Regions from separate parts of the Homo sapiens genome. Here region 2 is linked to region 1. Evidence: chromatin contacts called from ENCODE Hi-C or POLR2A ChIA-PET data. All regions are on one chromosome and are shown on one strand. Each heading gives the region's core, a stretch centred on a gene start or an enhancer-like site at or near the end of the contact. The rest is flanking DNA. Distances are from core to core; before and after follow the strand shown. Region 1 holds the start of PCK2 (phosphoenolpyruvate carboxykinase 2, mitochondrial). Region 2 holds the start of DHRS4-AS1 (DHRS4 antisense RNA 1).

What was found. Hi-C counts contacts between places; a loop is a spot of excess contacts on that map. ChIA-PET counts read pairs that join two places held with the same protein, here RNA polymerase II (POLR2A). Pooled maps may share reads with other maps.
Region 2: a map with no recorded cell type shows a loop between it and region 1 (10-fold over the local background). The contact joins the promoter of DHRS4-AS1 here to the promoter of PCK2 in region 1. A Hi-C loop is called at or near these places in 1 of 37 single-sample maps with no recorded cell type and 10 of 50 pooled maps. POLR2A ChIA-PET finds 5 or more read pairs at or near these places in 4 of 52 experiments (BJ, HepG2, WTC11 and 1 more).

The regions. Positions count from the first base shown.
Region 1 is chr14:24,092,064-24,096,591 of GRCh38, forward strand. PCK2 (phosphoenolpyruvate carboxykinase 2, mitochondrial) reads left to right here and starts at 2,248. Exons shown (of 10, transcript NM_004563.4): 1 at 2,248-2,371. The coding sequence starts at 2,343. The region is part of intron 1 of NRL (neural retina leucine zipper); the gene reads right to left. RefSeq lists a silencer at 2,014-2,263 and enhancers at 2,271-2,920, 2,574-2,643.
Region 2 is chr14:23,952,552-23,957,079 of GRCh38, forward strand. DHRS4-AS1 (DHRS4 antisense RNA 1) reads right to left here and starts at 2,561. Exons shown (of 2, transcript NR_023922.2): 1 at 2,197-2,561. DHRS4 (dehydrogenase/reductase 4) reads left to right here and starts at 1,219. Exons shown (of 8, transcript NM_021004.4): 1 at 1,219-1,365; 2 at 2,484-2,661. The coding sequence starts at 1,238. RefSeq lists enhancers at 741-940, 1,551-1,680, 1,731-1,860.

The DNA.
Region 1 (4,528 bases), core at 998-3,497:
GTGAAACAGAATGAGATTATGCATGCAGAGTTGCTGACACAGAGCCTGGCACCTACTGTCCATAGCATAAACATTATTCTTCTCTCTTAACTTTCCAAGTGGATTTGCATGCACAGTGTGGGGAGTGGCTTGGTAGGGAGAGGGGTTGGTGTTTGGAGAGGCAGGAGTCCAAGAAGTGCCTTAGAAGCTATCACCTGAAGCCAGGTGAGAGATAAGCCCTGAACTAAGGCCCTGGCCATGGGGATAGTTGCAGACTTGAGGGCTAATTGAGAAGTACAATTCCAAAGGTCCTGGCATCTGATTAGCTATGCAGGATAAGAATAGTCTAGACTGATTCCCTTTGGGGCAACTGGCCAGATGATGGTGCCATTTGCTGAGGTAGGAAACCATGAGAGCAGGTGCAGGATTATGGAGAAGATGATGACCTTCAGGTCAACCATGCTGCCACCAGTGTGCACACCTTTAGGCCCAAAGGTTGGCCAAGAGGTATGTGTTTGCAGCTGGGTAAGTGTGGACAGAGTTTGGATCTATGAACTGGGGGGAAAGAGATCCAAATACATATACCTGAGGTTGAGTGTAGGCTAGAGCCTGAGGGGGAAGAGACGGGGACCAGTAGCAAGCCCGTGGCTGGAGACCAGCTCTCCTTATCCCACTATGTTCCAGCATAGAACTCCAAGAAATCTGAGAATCAAGACTGTTTCTGTTGCAAGTGGCAGAACTCCAATTAAAATTAGCTTGAGCAAGAGAAGAAATGCATCAATTCCTGTAACTGAAATCAGGAATCCATTGCTCGCCATCTCCCTGCTCTGCTTCCTCTAGGCTGGCTTCTGTCTCAGCCAGGTTCCTGCTTTGCAGTGCCAAGCTAACACTCAGCAGCTCCAGGCTTATATTCTACCAGCTCAGCAACTCAGCAGAAAGAGAGCTAACTTCCAAAGTTTTAGAAAAAGTCCCAGAGAGGGATCTCATGCCCATCCTTGAACATCCTTGATTGCTGTGGCCAGAGTGAGGAACACAAAAGTTGGCTAAGCTGCAAGCCTACCCCCAAGAGGGGTGACATCAGACCCACATGACAATACAGACTGAGGAGATGGTTCCCCAAAAGAAAATCAGGGTGCTATTACCAGAAAAGGCGAGTGGATGCTGAGCAGACACCCATCATAGATATGCTGAGTTTGAGGTGCTATATAGCATTGTGGGTGATATCCAGTGGTCTCAGGTTGGAGAGAGATGTCCCAATGGAGGTATAGCTTGAGAAATCACCTGAGGACTTTATGATGGTAGTTGGGTGGGCAGATGAGTTTCCTCATTGGATTGTGGAGAGAAAGAATGACCAGGCCGGGCGTGGTGGCTCACGCCTGTAAATTCCAGCACTTTGGGAGGCCAAGGCAGGCGGATCACGAGGTCAGGAGTTGGAGACCAGCTTGGCCAGCATGGAGAAACCCCGTCTTTACAAAAAATACAAAAAATCAGCCGAGTGTGGTGGCAGGCGCCTGTAATTCCAGCTACTCTGCAGGTTGAGACAGGAGAATTGCTTGAACCCGGGAGGCGGAGTGTGCAGTGAGCCGAGATCGCGCCACTGCACGCACTCCAGCCTGGGTGACAGAGTAAGACTCCGTCAGGGGAAGAGGGGATGTGCCGGGGGAGGAGAATGACCAGATCAGAGGACCAAGGAAGAGACCCAGGGGTAGAGAGACTCCACCATTTCATGGCAAGGCAGAAAGGAGCCTTGATCAGGAGGAGAAACGGGGATTTAGGAGTTGGGGACTAAGTGGACCTTAGCATTGGGCACTTGGACTACAGAAAGGCCCAGGACTCAGGGTGTCGCGTCCCCAGGAGGAGGAACTGGAAAGGCAATGCCCAACCCCCTAACTTCTAGACGTCTGGCCCCTGTAGTCTCCCGCCCCTGGCCTCGCCCCTCGTTCCTAGCTTGTTTGCCACCTAGTGTCTCTCCCGGGAGCAAGAGTCCTCAAAGTTACATCATGTGCGGCTGGGAGGGCGGTGGCGGATGGGGGGCGGGGCCTCGAAGTCGGGGGCCGAAGAGTGGACCCAGTCCTCCAATGGGAGAGATGGGTTTGGCGGTTTGGAGGCAGGGGTTGGGGCGGCGGCTGGGCTGACCTGGAGCCTGGAGCCCCGGGGCCGAGGGAGCTGGCCTGCCAGCGGGGCGGAGGAAAGCTAGTGCCAGCCCTACCAGGTTCCGCCCCCGCGCCTGCCCCCCTCCTTTTTAAGCGCCTCCCGCCAGCCTCTGCTGTGGCTCGCTTCGCCGCGCTCCCTCCTTCCCCGCCTTCCATACCTCCCCGGCTCCGCTCGGTTCCTGGCCACCCCGCAGCCCCTGCCCAGGTGCCATGGCCGCATTGTACCGCCCTGGCCTGCGGTGAGTGACCCCCGGCCCGGGGCCCACCCGCACCTTCCGCTGCGCTCGCCCCCTCGGGGCTGCCAGTGGCGCTCTCCTGCTCTCAGCCTCCGCCAGGTTTCCCATCCTAGGCGGAGGCGGGCAGGGGCGACTGCTGTGGGTCCAGCCTCCCGCGCCGCGCGTCTCTTGGGAGGGCAGCCGGCCGGTGCTCCTCGTTTCCGCCTGCACCTCCCCTTCTCTGCCTCGCTCGCCTCTGACCGCGCGATCTCTATCTGCCACTCTCAGAACTTCCTCTCTCTCCTCGCTCCTCTCTGCTGAGCCAGGTCTCCGCATATCCTCCTTTCCTTCCCAGATACCTCCCTCGGACCTCTAACGGGCTCTCAGCCAGCGCCCCAGGGTACTTCGAGAGGCAGCAGGGCCCTGGGGACAAGGGTACGTGAGCCCCGGGAGACTAAGCTCAGAGCCCCCTAAAGAAGGTGGAAGGTTAAATATCCATTCCCGGCCTCTCCCGGACTGGAAGGACTGGAACCTGGCGGGAAGTCCAGAGCAGCCCGAGGGACCTGGGCCCAGGGGAGGGAGGCAAGCAAGGTGGGAGGAGGGCGCCAAGTTGCCTTCGTTTCTTACATAGCTGGCTTCTTCCTCCGTCCAGGCCTGGAGCCCCCAGGCTCGTCCTGTTTGTCTGCCTGTCCTCTTAGTCTCCTATTTATTCTCTGAGGCCTCTCTTCTCAGCTTTTGTCCCAGAGTCGGAAGTGACCCACATCTGTCGCACAGCCCGTTCCACTTGGGCAGCCCTTGTGGGTGGTCTCTGAAGGAAACGTCCCACTTAGAGGGCTGCAAGAGGGTGTGGGGGCTTCACAAGAGATAACGTGAGCCAGGCTCCAGGGAGAGAGAGGCTGTCCTCAAGACTGTGTGCTTGAAAACTGATGCTCACGGAGAACTTCCCTCTGAGGCAGGAACAGACCCAGGTCCCAGTAGCCCTCCTCCCCTGCCCCTGGGGCCACACTGATCATCTATCCTGCTTTAGCGGAAACCACCCCAGCTTCTACCCCAGACAGACTCAAGCTCCCGTATCCATGCTCTGAGCTTTCTTCCTTCCCCAGGCTAACACCCTCTGAGTCTGAGCTGCCAGCAAGCTGCTGTTCCACCCTCCCACCAACACCAAAGCTCTCTAGGCATGTGGCCTCTAGGAAGAAGAGCCAGGGGAAGCACGGGGTCACGTGGTCCTGGGTGTGGGGGCAGTTTCTGATGGGCGAGGCCTTGATAGAGGAGGAGAGTAACATCCCCTTCATGGTCTTTGCTCTCTCGGGTTTACTCCACCTTGAGTCCAGGCCAATCAGAGCAGACGTTGCTTCTCTGTCTCCCAGGGCCATGAGAGGACAGACAACAGGACGCTGACCTCCTGAGAATTAAGCCCATGAACCCCAGCCAGTGACACTCATTCCCCAGTGGTCAACCTTCCGCAGAGTTCAGAAATACTTACCCGAGGGCAACATTTTATGCAACCATTGTTGGTCCAAGTGGGCAGCAGCAGATCAGGGCCTGGAAGCCCAGCATCCAGTCACCTATTCTCTGTGCAAGAGCCCTCATCTAGAAACCTGGCACTGGAAAGACTGTGACCTTTGCTTGGGGCTTTCATAGTCTTACAGCATACACACCAGAAGGAAAGAATAAACACAGCTGCCATTTTAATTTATAAAAAACTATACTTGAAAATGGAAATAAAATGGATGAGGCTTCAAATACCAGACATATGAAATTGTCACCTGGGCCCAACTTCTTGTCTTGACACTTGGGCCAAAGGCCCCTACTCATTTCTTTTTTTTTTTTTTTTTTTTTTTTTTTTGAGACAGAGTCTTGCTCTGTCGCCCAGGTTGGAGTGCAGTGTCCCGATCTCGGCTCACTGCAACCTCCACCTCCCGGGTTCAAGCGATTCTCCTGCCTCAGCCTCCTGAGTAGCTGGGACTAGAGGCACACGCCACCACATCCGGCTAATTTTTATATTTTTAGTAGATGGGGTTTCACCATGTTGCCCAGTATGGTCTTGATCTCCTGACCTCATGATCCACCTGCCTCAGCCTCCCAAAGTGCTGGGATTACAGGCATGAGCCACCGTGCCCAGCCATCTCCCTACTTATTTCTAAACGTTGATTAAACAGTTAAACATGGGCATGGGCTACA
Region 2 (4,528 bases), core at 1,311-3,810, 140 kb before region 1:
TCCACAATAAAGGACTGTTAAATAAGCTTAGCTTTATGAAACTCACTGTAATTGTTTCCTTTTCTCATTTTGCCTTGAACTAGTGAAAACGCTGCCATGAACCAGCACTGCTTCTCAGTCTGGCTTTGGAGGCCAGTGGGTTAAACCAATTCAGATGCTTGCATTTGGGTCTGTTGGGGCCTTTCTACACTGTACCATAAGCCATCCAGATTTCTTCATTCTCCCGGAAACCCAGGAGGGAGATCATTTCAGCCCACTTGGCAGAAGTGCAGACTGAAGTCTTGGACACAGAATTTATAGCTGGCAAGGACTTTATTCATCATCCATACCCTCAGTAATTTACAGATGAAGAGTCTGGCCCAGGGCACCAATAATAATCACTACATGGTGGCAGTAACTACTATGTGCTTAGTAGCTTACAGTTCATAAAGAGATTTTGCATTCAACAAATATTTATTGAACTAAGATGGCGGCTAAGACCTGGGGACAGAGTGGTTAGGGAGAACTTGAGTGCCCCGAGTTCTTTGCATTTCCACCACTGCTTGAGGGACTGTCCAGCCTCCTCGCTACCACTTAGCCCCTGTAAAGGAGGAAGTCCCTTTGTCAACGGACATGAGAATGCTGTTTGGCCAATGACCATAGTCTGCCCTCCAGGGCCCGTGAAGATGGAAGAGACCTTGGGCAGAGTGAAGGGCAGTGCCAGGCCTGGCGCAGCTACTCCCTATCACGTCTCTCTCCCAGGCTCTTCCAGCCTCACCTGGTGGACTCCATGGCGACCACAGGCCTCACCTCCATGGGCAGTCTCAAAACATTTGCCCTCCTGTGGGCTGTCACACACATAGACCCAGACTTTCTTGGAGAAGGAATTCTGAAGAAGCAAAAGCAACCAACTCAAAACCCCCACTTCCCAGAGAAGAAAAGGTGGGCAAGCAGATGCAGAAAGGCAGCAGCCAAAGCCTGCGGGTTCCTGCAAGGGCCAGGGGAGGGGCGAGCCCTACAGGCAACTTGAACGGAGAGCTCACCCGCCAGCCCGGAAAGGCAAGCCCCAGTCAGGCGGAAGGTAGATGGTGGAGGGGCGCCGCGGCGGATGGAGGTGCCCAGGGCCACAGACCGCTCACAGCGGTACCGGGGCGGGGAGCAGGGCGGGCAGGGAATCGGCCCGCCCTTCGTCCTGCCCCTCGCCCTACTCTGTCACCGCCCCTGGGAAGAGTGGAACCCATACTTGCTGGTCTGATCCATGCACAAGGCGGGGCTGCTAGGCCTCTGTGCCCGGGCTTGGAATTCGGTGCGGATGGCCAGCTCCGGGATGACCCGCCGGGACCCGCTCGCAAATAAGGTGGCCCTGGTAACGGCCTCCACCGACGGGTGAGTGCTCCGGCCGGAGTTTCTGAGGCCCTGGCTGCCTGGAAACAGGCACTGGCCTCTCATCCTCGGCCTCCGGTGCCCCTGTCCTCAGACCTTACACGCTGCCAAAGTCTGGCCCTGGAAAAAAGGTAGCCACGTGGTCCGCCTGAAGCCACTCCGAATCCCCTAGCCCTGGACCCTCCCTTGCCAGCCCTCCTGTCCCTGCTACCTCTGGCACAACTGTGCCACCTCTGTGCAGCCCTATCGATCTAGTCTCCCCAGTGTTCTGGGCTGCCCCAGTCAACCAGCGCCACCTAGCGTCTGGGAAGACCAGAAACTGGAAATCCAAGGAAATCTGGATTTCAAAATACTATCCCACGGCCTCCAGCACTTTGAAAATGTACCAGACATTCTATTTGGGCACCGGAAAGTCCCCCGGAACCCCTCCCCCTTACCTAGATGGGACACCAGAGCCATATGTCGAGATTTTTGTTTAGGTCGGTACATCTGGGCCGACCTTGCCCAGCCTGTTTCTCACCCACCATTCTTGTCTATCCTGGTCCTCATTTCTACAGGACTTTGCTAGATGCCAGCTCTTCACAAAACTAAAATACAAATGTAGGTAAAATGCTAATAGCTGACAAATGCAAAATGTGTAACTCTTCCTCCCAAGGCAATATTTACATTTTTGACCGGAGACCATCTTTTCACATGCACCCCAAAAAATAACTAAGGATAGAATTTTGAGAATGATGTAGACGAGTAAGAAAGAAACCTGGGGGCAGGGCTGTTCTGAGTGAGACCCTCAAATCACGGAAGTGGCTGCTGCTGCAAACCCAGCTCATTTCTCACCTCTCAGTCCCAAGAGGGGATGAAGCCTGTCACCCATGGTGGGAACTGTAGAAAGTGATGTCAGTTCTTGGGAACTGAGGCTGTGGTCCAGGTCATAATAAAAACAAGTAAAGGAATGCCAAAAATGGCCATGCCATTAAGCCTGTTTTACACATAGTAGGCACACGTAGGGGTTATATAGAGAAAGAGCCAGAATTCAAACCCGGGCAGTCTTAACTTCAGAGCTCATACTGTCGACCTCTTCCCCTGCACAGGCCTTAGCAGTCTTTGTCTCTTTCTGCTCACAGGATCGGCTTCGCCATCGCCCGGCGTTTGGCCCAGGACGGGGCCCATGTGGTCGTCAGCAGCCGGAAGCAGCAGAATGTGGACCAGGCGGTGGCCACGCTGCAGGGGGAGGGGCTGAGCGTGACGGGCACCGTGTGCCATGTGGGGAAGGCGGAGGACCGGGAGCGGCTGGTGGCCACGGTGAGCTGCAGGGAAATGGGCACAGAGCCAGGAGGTGGAAAACGGAGCCAGCCTGAGCCTCCTTCCCTGCTTTCCTAGACAGCAGCACATTTTTACTGTGTGCCTTTCTATTATGTCCATATACTAACGTCAGAGAATCATCCCATCTCAGTCAGAGAATTTTAAAACATTCTAATGCTTCAACCCTGCATCATCCCTTGAGTACCCCAAAGAAACAGCTGGTACTGGTTCTGCAGTAATTTTCAATCTAATTGAACAGATGTGAAGGGTAAATACAATCACAAAATACATGTTCCCACCCATGAGTTAATAAACATTCCCCTCTTCTTCAGCTTATAGAGTCAAGTCCCTGGGAACCTCAGGAAGCAGCCCACCATGTTTCAGCCACTTACTATGTGCCATTTCCTGTGTTCAGAGCCTTACACAGGTTATCTCTAGACCTGACAACAACCCAAGCAAGGCAAGGACTATTCTCTCAGTCTGCAGACCCTGGCTCAGATAGCTGGAGCAACTTCCCAAGGTCCCACAGCCAGTAAGGAAAGACCCAGACCTCCCAGGCTCCCTTCCTTTATTGGCTGCCTGTGGACTACCGGGTACTGGACTTTAGTCTCAAAGAAAGTATATAAGTCGATGTCAGAATTAGTAGTGGACACCAGCCTTGCAGCTGCTGAAGCAAATATGAAGCATTCACAAAGGAAGCTCCTCTTCCCTTGAGGCTCACGGCATACACTTTATTTCCCAGAGTGGAAGGGAGAATCTACCCAAAAATGGAAAGTACAGGATTCTGCTAACAGATTGGAAGGTTGGCAGAAATAATTTGCATAATCTTAGAAGAGGAGGATCTTAAGCAATAGTAGACAGTAGTATGGTAGACAGAATAGGGTAATTCCATTTTTAAGGAACTGTCTGGCAAATGCTCAAATGTGCATTGGAAAGAGCCAAATATGAGTCCAAGAAAGTCACAAATGTGAGTCCAAAAAAGCTTGGCTTAGGCTGATGGACAGACCCCAAGATTGGGGCCTTGATCCTGATGGTGGAAGGAGCCGTTTGGGAGTCTGGATCAATTAGCACTAACCATATGACATGTAGCAATGTAATGTGAAAATCCTCCCGGAAAAACATCCTGTGGCCCCCACCAGGTTCACTTAACATGGCCTACAGGCCTGGCCCAGAGGTGGTACTTGAGCTAAACCTTAAGGAATGGATGGGAATGGACAGATGGAATAGTGATGAGGTTCCAGATAACTCTGCAAAATGAGCAGACAGCCAAGGAGGAACTGAAGGAAACAGAGGAGCACTGTCAGGCCACAGTGGAGAGCACAGGCTCAGGAGTACTGCTGGGGAAGGGGCTGCATTGGAAAGATAGAGGCCATGGGCCTCCATATCCTTTTTTTTTTTTTTTTTTTTTTGAGACAGAGTTTCATTCTTGTTGCCCAGGCTGAAGTGATATGGCACAATCTCAGCTCACTGCAACCTCCGCCTCCAGGTTCAAGCAATTCTCATGCCTCAGCCTCCCGAGCAGCTAGGATTACAGGCATCCACCACCACGTCCAGCTAATTTTTGTATTTTTGGTAGAGACAGGGTTTCACCATGTTGGCCAGGCTGGTCTTGAACTCCTGACCTCAGGTGATCCACCCCCTCGGCCTCCCAATGTGCTGGGATTACAGGCGTGAGCCACTGTGCCCGGCCATAGCTTCTTAAAAGGATACGTTAAGGACCTTAAAAGGATATGGCCTCTTAAAAGGATATGTTTACACACCCTTGTAGCAAATAAGAAGCCATGTGAGGTTTTGAGCAAGAGAAAGATGGTTATTAGGAAAGCTAATCTGGCTCTGGTAGGAAGGATATACAGAGGAGACACCGAAT